Linked DNA regions of Homo sapiens: region 1 is linked to region 2. The links are chromatin loops, found by intact Hi-C in ENCODE. Cell type or tissue: endothelial cell of umbilical vein. All regions are shown on one strand.

What was found. A loop is a pair of places that touch in the nucleus more often than their neighbours do. Peaks named below come from ENCODE experiments on the same cell type or tissue, not always from the same donor. Only the 100,000 strongest peaks of a DNase experiment are listed, where the experiment ranks them.
Region 1: it touches region 2 in a loop (10-fold over the local background); 3 of 110 quality-filtered maps call a loop at or near these places.

Annotation. Positions count from the first base shown.
Region 1 is chr11:69,448,127-69,452,126 of GRCh38, reverse strand. It overlaps LOC124902703 (a long non-coding RNA gene), which reads right to left. Exons shown (of 2, transcript XR_007062759.1): 2 at 2,041-4,000. Among named protein-coding and RNA genes, the nearest start is that of LINC02952, 5.2 kb to the right of the region's middle. RefSeq lists a cis regulatory region at 2,195-2,212 and an enhancer at 2,132-2,276. In endothelial cell of umbilical vein, no CTCF peak of the experiment used is centred here; DNase peaks (open chromatin) are centred at 1,526, 2,236 and 2,586; H3K27ac peaks cover 2,980 bases.
Region 2 is chr11:69,350,645-69,354,644 of GRCh38, reverse strand. All of the region lies in intron 2 of LOC105369370 (a long non-coding RNA gene), which reads right to left. Among named protein-coding and RNA genes, the nearest start is that of MYEOV, 58 kb to the right of the region's middle. In endothelial cell of umbilical vein, no CTCF peak of the experiment used is centred here; DNase peaks (open chromatin) are centred at 1,714 and 2,964; H3K27ac peaks cover 3,558 bases.

The sequences.
Region 1 (4,000 bases), 97 kb before region 2:
TAACTATTGTCATGGTTGGGGTCATTGCAAGGGGACAGGCTGGCTGGGATGGGGCTTGCAGACGTGGCTGGTCAGCACTTTGTTGGGCAGACCTGTGGTGGGCAGAGATGGGGCCTGGGAGGCTGCACTATGGTTGGGGGAGACCATCTGGGTGGTGGAGGCAGAGAGCAGGTGTGTGGACTTCCTCCCAGGGCCACCAGAGGGTTATTATCTGTAAAGCTGCCCCCCATCTTGTATGCCTGGGAAATAGGCTCTCCATACTCCTGGCTGAGCTGCCACAGTCAAGAAGGTTATAGAACTGACTTTTATTTAACGTGTTTCTTTCTTTCTTCTAAAAAAAAAAGATAAGAAGTGTCCTACAAAACCAACTTAATCTCTCCTTCCTTCTTTCCTTCCATTCAACCTCCCTCCCTTTTTCCCTTCCATCTTCCCTCTTTTCTTCCTTTCATCCATCCATCATCCATCCATCAATCCCTCCTTCTAATCATCCATCCATTCATCTTTCTCTTCTTCCCTCCTTCTATCTATCCATCCATCACTATCCATCTGTCTCTCCATCCATCCATCCATCCACCCATTTCTTCTTCCTTCCATCCATTCATCCATTCATCTGTGCATCCATCCATCCATGCATCCATCCATCCATCCATTGCTCCTTTCATCCTTCCATCTATCTGCCCATCCATCACCATCCATCCATCTTTTCTTCCATCCATCCAACCACCCATTTCTTCTTCCTTCCATCCACTCATCCATCCATTCATCCATCCATCCATGCATCCATGCATCCATCCATGCATCCATGCATCCATGCATCCATGCATCCATCCATCCATCCATCCATTGCTCCTTCCATCCTTCCATCTGCCCTTTTCTTCCCTCCTTTTTTCATTTGGTTCCTGACAACCCAGCTCTTTGCTGGGCTGTGAGCACTGCAACCCTGGGCTGTATGCAGCCAGCCTTTGGTTGAGAACACAAGCACCCTGCTCCATAGCAGAAACGCCCTTGGTGTTACGTGAAGGCTCCGTACCCTGTCATGAGCTGGGCCTGGCCTGGCAGCTGTTCTTTGGAGAGTAGGCCCCACCTATTCCGTTGCTGGCATCAGGAGGATCTCCCGGAGCCGGTGTCCTATTCCCCCAGAAGCAAGGTTGTGTGCATGGCCCCACCTGGCTGTGTTTGGAAGGCTGATGGAGGCCTCCCAGGGACACTTTCCCCCAAAATAATCCACAGTGACACTAGTTCCATACCAACCACTACCTCATTTCCTGACAAATTGTCCAGCCCCAAACAAAACTCGTCTTATCTAGTTCCATCTCGGAGCAGCCTGTCAACTCCAGGCATCAGCAGATCTTTCAGGAAATCACCTATTGTGGCTAAAATTCGCACTCCAAGGCGTGTGCGGAGCCGCAGGAAGCAACAGCCAGGATGCCTGGAGACTCGGTACACAAAGCAGGCCTTTGCCCTGCCGGGCTGAGGAGGCTCAACCCACAGGCACCGGCGAGGGGTTTCTTTCCAGGAGGAAGTTGCAAATGAGTAGCTTTTCCATCTTGAGTTTTCATCTCAAGCCCTGACTTCCACAGCAATCCTGTTGGGGCCCAAGGGGAAGTCCACCATCTGACTCCCAGCATGCCAGGAGGCCCACAGGGCTGGGGGAGCCCCCAGCACTAATTTGCCTTGATGGCATCCCAACCATTCCAGCGGAGGCTGACCCTGGAAGCCCCAAGGCTTGAAATCGCCTGCAGGGCTAGCCGGCCCCTCGGTCTGGGGAGCTAAGGAGAGGTGGGGCAGGCCACTGTGGACCACCCGTCCTGGTCCTCACCACAGAACCAGGCCCCTCGGAAGCTCCTCTGAGAGCAGAGATGGGGTGGGGACTTGCCACTTTCCACGGACAAGAGGTGGATGGGCCAGCTGCCAGCATCCCAGTGTCCTCACCTGCCCATCCAACCACAGCAGGACTAAGTGTGTCCGCCCTGAATCTTGGAGAGAAAGAAAATAAATAAATAAATAAGACAAAAAAAGGATCCCATCAGATGCCAAAAATGAAGATAACATGGGAGGAAGTTTATTTTGATGAGGAAATCCCTAAATGCTGTTGAAACTATGCTTGGAATGGCTAATTAGTGCTTGGGGGGCTTTGAAGGAAGCGCTATCTCACAGGGCGGCCACCCCCGCCAGGTTTCCCTGGCGCTTGTCGCTTATCTGCAGGAAACGGCTCGAGCTTCTGAATCCGCAGCAGCGCCCAGGGCTGGCCCATGACTCATGCCCGGGCAGCTGGACGAGCCTCCGTGGTGGGGACAGAGCAGCAGCTCAGGGGACAGCCATCCCCAGGCAGTGGACCCGGCCCGGTGGCTGGCTTGGGCAGACACAGCCTCCCAGGGCAGCAGGAAGAGAAGGTTCTGGTAGGTTCGCCTCAGCGCCCCCTGGGATGCACACCTGCTGCACCCAACACACCCGCTGGATCTGCTGTGACCCAGGCTCTAAACATGCAGGATTTATTCAGTGAAGGGGACAGGAGCCTCGAGGAAGTGAAAGCCAGATGGTGCCCCCAGGGCCCCGGTGACACTTGGCTGAGGCCTGAGCATAAGCGCGTGGCTGCTCGGAGCTTCCAGATGCTCCGTCCGCCTTGGAAACAGACGTTTTCCTGCAGGGCCCGTGGCAGAGCCCTGGACACAGGAAGAAAGGGCTATTTTTAGAGGCAAGGCTTCAGATGTAGGGCTCAGCTGACCCCATCCCATCCTGCCCTCTGACTCCCACAGGAAGAGTCATCGGAAACGCCTGACTTGGAGGCGTGCAGAATTCTGCCTAATTCCGCCTCCATTAGCATGCAGGGTTGGGGGTAGTTGGGCCGGGGTTGGGGGGATGCAGAAACTCATCCAACCCTGAACCGAGCCAGCCTGGAGCAGAGACCACACGATCCAATATGGTAATAACCTGGGATCGGCCATGCATTTGCCCAGACTTCAGCACACTGCCTTCGCTGCCACCCGTGGATACACAGCATGGTCCATTGTATTGGGAGCTTTGTGCTGGGCCAGGAGTATCACGTGACAGGCCCTGTCCTTTCCAAGAGCCACAAAGTTGAGTTTGGGCTAGCGAGAGTCCACTTCTCAATGTCTATAGTGACACGGGGCTCAGAGGTGTGGCCCAAGCCTCTCAGAGCCCAACAAATGGGTAACAGAGCTTGCCCAGCCCTTGTCCTCCCGGGCTCCGCTGCAGTCCCCATGCTGCCTGGTCCCCTAGGGGCCCAACAGAACCTTCTGGAAAGGTGTGGCCGGCATTGGCCCCCACACCTGAGTGCATTCTGGCTGCTGTATAACGCTGCATTTTTGGCTGCAATCCTTCCAAAAAAGACGCAGACCCACATTCTCCCTACTCTCTAGCCTCCCACACGTTCCACATCTTCAGTCTACTCCCACACCTGGGAAGTCAGGGGCAAAAGACATGGGCTGAGATGGGGGTGAAAACCACAAGGGTTGGGGGAAGATAAGGAAGAACTTTCTTCACTTCCCCACCTTCTGGTTCTAAGTTTAGAATTTTCACTTTTCACTCACAATGATTGTCCTTTTGCTAATGGAAGATCCTCTGTGGATCCAGCAGAAGTCCTGCCTCCCCCACCCAAATTTCCTCTGTAAAAGAGAAATCTCTTCACACCCATGGAGGGGCCTTGCTTTTATCATGTTCTTCCATTTTGAACTACGAGCTGCTTTTTTCATGATTCTATCTCTTGGGGCACTGAGGAGCTGTTTGGCCATTTCCGCAGGGCACAGAGAACACAGGACGGTTTTGCAAAACTGCAGATGATGCTCTGTGGGAGGCTAAGGAGGGGGAGCCTCTCTAGACCTAAGCTGGGGTGCCTTCTGTTTTTAAAAATAATAGAGATGGTGGGGGTCTCATTATGTTGCCCAGGCTGGTCTTAAACTCCTGGTCTCAAGTGATCCTCCTGCCTCCGAAAGTGCTGGGATTACAGGCATGAGCCACCGCATTCAGCCATCAGCTGAGG
Region 2 (4,000 bases):
GTTGTTGCACTGTGGCTGCTGTGGATGGTGCTGCTGTGAGCTTGGCTGTGCAGGTTTTTGTGCAGACATGTTTTCTGTTCTCTTGAGCAGGTACCTGGGAGTGACTTGCTGGGCCCTGTGCTAATGCTGGTTAACCCTTTAGGTTCCTTGTTGCACTGGAACTATGCAGACTGTGAAGGCGGCCTGGGCTTCTGTCTGGCTCCAGCATCTGCAGCTGGCAGCCTTGGGCAAGTCCCAGCAGCTCAGATTCTGCCTTTGCTGTCAGTAGCACAGCAGGGGGCAAGCATGTGTGTGAATTTGCAGGGGGTCCTGTAATTCATAGCAGGCCCACTGGGGCTGCTCACCGAGCTCCATTCTCTCCCCCTGGCTGAGGCGGTCAGAGGGGATGAGACAGAGAGATGCATAAGGATCCACCCTCCCAGCCGACCTCCTGCTGCCCTGAAACCTGCTGCTGAATTTCTCTGGGCCCAGCCTGGGGCTTTGCACACCTGCCCACTAGCCCCTGACGACACCATCTCAACCCAAAGCTCCCTCCCCGGGCCTTGAGTTATCTGGGGAGGGGGGCGTCATAGAGCCCTCAACTCTCCCTCACACCCATGGCAGAGGCTGGGCCTGCCCTGGAGCCGATGAGGACCTTGCAAGGGGGTCTGCCACAGTCCTGGGGGGTTCCCTCCAAGGGAGGGACTGAGCCCCACCCATCCGTGACTCTGTCTTGACGTAGGCTCCTGCCCCAACCCCAGGTCACTGTCTCTTCTCCACGATTGCAAGTGACCTTAGCCCCGCTGCACCGTTGGAAGGGACGTCGGCCTGTGTGGGTGGCAGTTGGTATGTGGACTCAAGACCTGCGGCACCTCTCAAAGGCTCGCGTGGCCCCCGGACACCCCTGGTGGCCCTGCCCTGACCCCAGGCGTAACCTCACCTGGGCCCTCTGATTCAGCACCCACAGGGCCCCTGTGAAGCAGATGCTATCACCATTGCCCCTTCACAGATGAGGAAACTGAGGCACAGAGCAGGAAAGAAACTTTACCATGGTGACACTTGCGGCAATTCAGAGCCTGCTGTCACTCAGGGACCTCATCCGGCCTTCACTGCCCACAGCACTGCCCAGGGTCAGCACCAGTGCACCTTTGGGTGGGATGGGAAGCTGTGAAACCCAGAGAGGGACAGAAATGGGCCCAGGAAGCAGCCCAGGCCAGTCTGGGAGGTGGCTCTCCACCATCACCTTCTCTGATACTCAAGGTGAGGCTGTAGGGGTGGGTGGGAGTGGGGTCCCTGCATCTGGAGGGCAGGGTAGGATAAGCAGGGTCCCTACACCACCTTGTTCTTGCTCTGTGACCAGAAATGCTGCACATCCCTGAGAAACAGTTCTGTTCTCTATCAAATGGCAAAACCTATCATGGGAATGCTTGTTGTAAAGGCTACTAGTATTTACATATCAGGTATCAATAAGGATAATAAATTGTGAGCTTATTATTTGCTAGCCCTATGCTGAGTGTTTACTAATGATTGCTTCATTTAGCCTGAAATGTGAATTCAGATCAGATTTCAGAGCTGACATTCATAATTGCTACCTCCTCCCACAATAATCATTTAACAGCTGCCATTTACTGGGCTCTGGCTCTGGTAGGCTGCAGGCTGTGATTTCATGTGACTTCTTACTTGATCCTCATGACAACCCTCTGAGTAAGTACTGCTACCATAATCTCCACTTCACAGAAGAGGAAACTGCAGCTCAGCGAGGGTGAGTCACTTGCCCAAGGTCACACAGCTGGTCTGCAGCAGAGCTAGGATTTGAGTCGGGGTTGTGTGGCTGTAAGAGACATGCCTGTAGCCATTCTGCTCTGTGCTGCCTCCTAAAATGCCCAGCCTGTTGTCCTAAACTGGAAACAGCCCAGCTGTCCATCAGCAAGGGACTAGATCAATAGACTGCAGTATGTTCATGCAATGTGGTATCACCCAGTAATGAAAAGTCATGAACTATTTCTACATTTAACAGCATGGAGGCATCCCACAGATACTATGTTTTAAGAAAAGAAGCCAGATGTTTTAAAACACATATTGTGTGGTTCTGTTTATGTGATATTCAGGAATGGACAAAACTAACCAATGGTTAAATAAGTCAGAATGATGATTACTTGTGAAGTGAGTACACCCTTGGAGTGGGAATTCTGGAGGGACTAGAAATGATCCACCTATTGATCTAAGTGGTTGTGATTGTTCATTTTGTGGGCCAGCTAGGCTGGGCCACAGGATGCCAGATAGCCAGTGAGTGATTTCTCGGCGTGTCTATGAAGGTCTGGAGGAGACTGGCATTTGAATTCATGGGCTGAGTCAAGCAGATGGCCCTTCTCAGGGTGGGTGAACACCATCCAACCTATTGTGGGTCTGAATAGAACTAATAGATGGATGAAGGGTGAATTAACTCTGCCTGATGGCCTGAGCTGAGACATCAGTCTCTTTCTGTCAGCACTCATGGTTCTCAGGCCTTCAGATCTAGATTGGAATCAACACCATTGGTTCTCTGACTCTCAGGCCTTCAAACTACACCACTGGCTTTCCTGGGTCTCCAGCTTGCAGAGGGCAGCTTGTGGGACTTCTCAGCCTCCATAATCCTATGAACCAATAACTTACGGTAAATAAAGAAATACACACACATGCGCACACACACACACACGCACACACACACATATGCACACACGCACATCCACACACACAGGCACACACACACATCCATGCACACACACCACACACACACATCTCCTGTTGGTTCTATTTCTCTGGAAAACCCTGACTATTATAGCAGTGGTTATGTGGATGCACACATATGTATGAATCAATAGCCTGCTAAAACAAAGACATCTACATAATTCAGAGGATCTTAACAGAATGTAGAGTCTATATAATATGACATTAAGATTGTCTATGATACAATCCAAAATTATTTGACATACAAAGAAACAGGAACATGCAGCCCATTCTCAAAGGATAAAAAAATTAACAGATGAAAGCACCAAGATGACTCAGACATTGAAATTATCAGACAAAGAATTTAAAGCATCTACTACAACTCTACTCAATGAGATCAAGGAAATACATTTGAAATGAATAAGCAAATAAGAAATCCTGGCAGAGAAAGTATTAAAAGAGGATATTGGAATTTTAGAAATAACAAAGAAAATATTTGAAATGTTTAAAAATCACTGGATGGATCAATAGCAGAATGGAAATGAGAAAGGCAAAAGTCAGCAAACCCATAGATCAATAAAATGAGTCAATCAGAAGGACACAGAGGAAAAAAAGATTGAAGAAGGAAAGGAACAAAGAGCATCAGGAACCTGTGAAGCCATATCCAAAGCTCTTAAACATTATAACTAGTCCAGAAAGAGAGGAGAGTGAGATGGGAGCAGAAAAATCTTTGAAGACATGACTGAAAATCTTATATATTTAGTGTAAGACATAAGTTTACAGATTCAAGAAACTCAGAGAACCCCAAACAGGATAGAATCAAAGAAACCATGCATAGAGCAACTACATACACACAGGGAAATGCAGCCAAACAGCCAACAGATAAATTAATATGGAATACTATAAAATATTCAAATAATCCAAAAGCATGCAGAGAAAGGGGAATAAAGGAACCAAAAAAGAGAAAAGATCAGCATTAAATGTTAATGTTCTAAACACTCCAATGAAAAGGAAGAAATTGACAATATGGATTTTTAAAAGCAACACCCAATTATGTGCTGCCTACAAGAGATTTACTTTGAATACAAAAACACAAATAAGACAAAAGTAAATAAACTGAAAAGAATAAACACAAGATGCAAAGAATAAACACAAGATGTCAGGGTGGCTATAATGATATTAATTAATCAATATGAGACATTATTAATAATAATTACTCAATAAGATGTTAACTAATGTTAATAATTATGCATATTGATCAGTTAATTAATAATAATTACTTAATATTATATTATGAGCAATTATTTTTAATTAC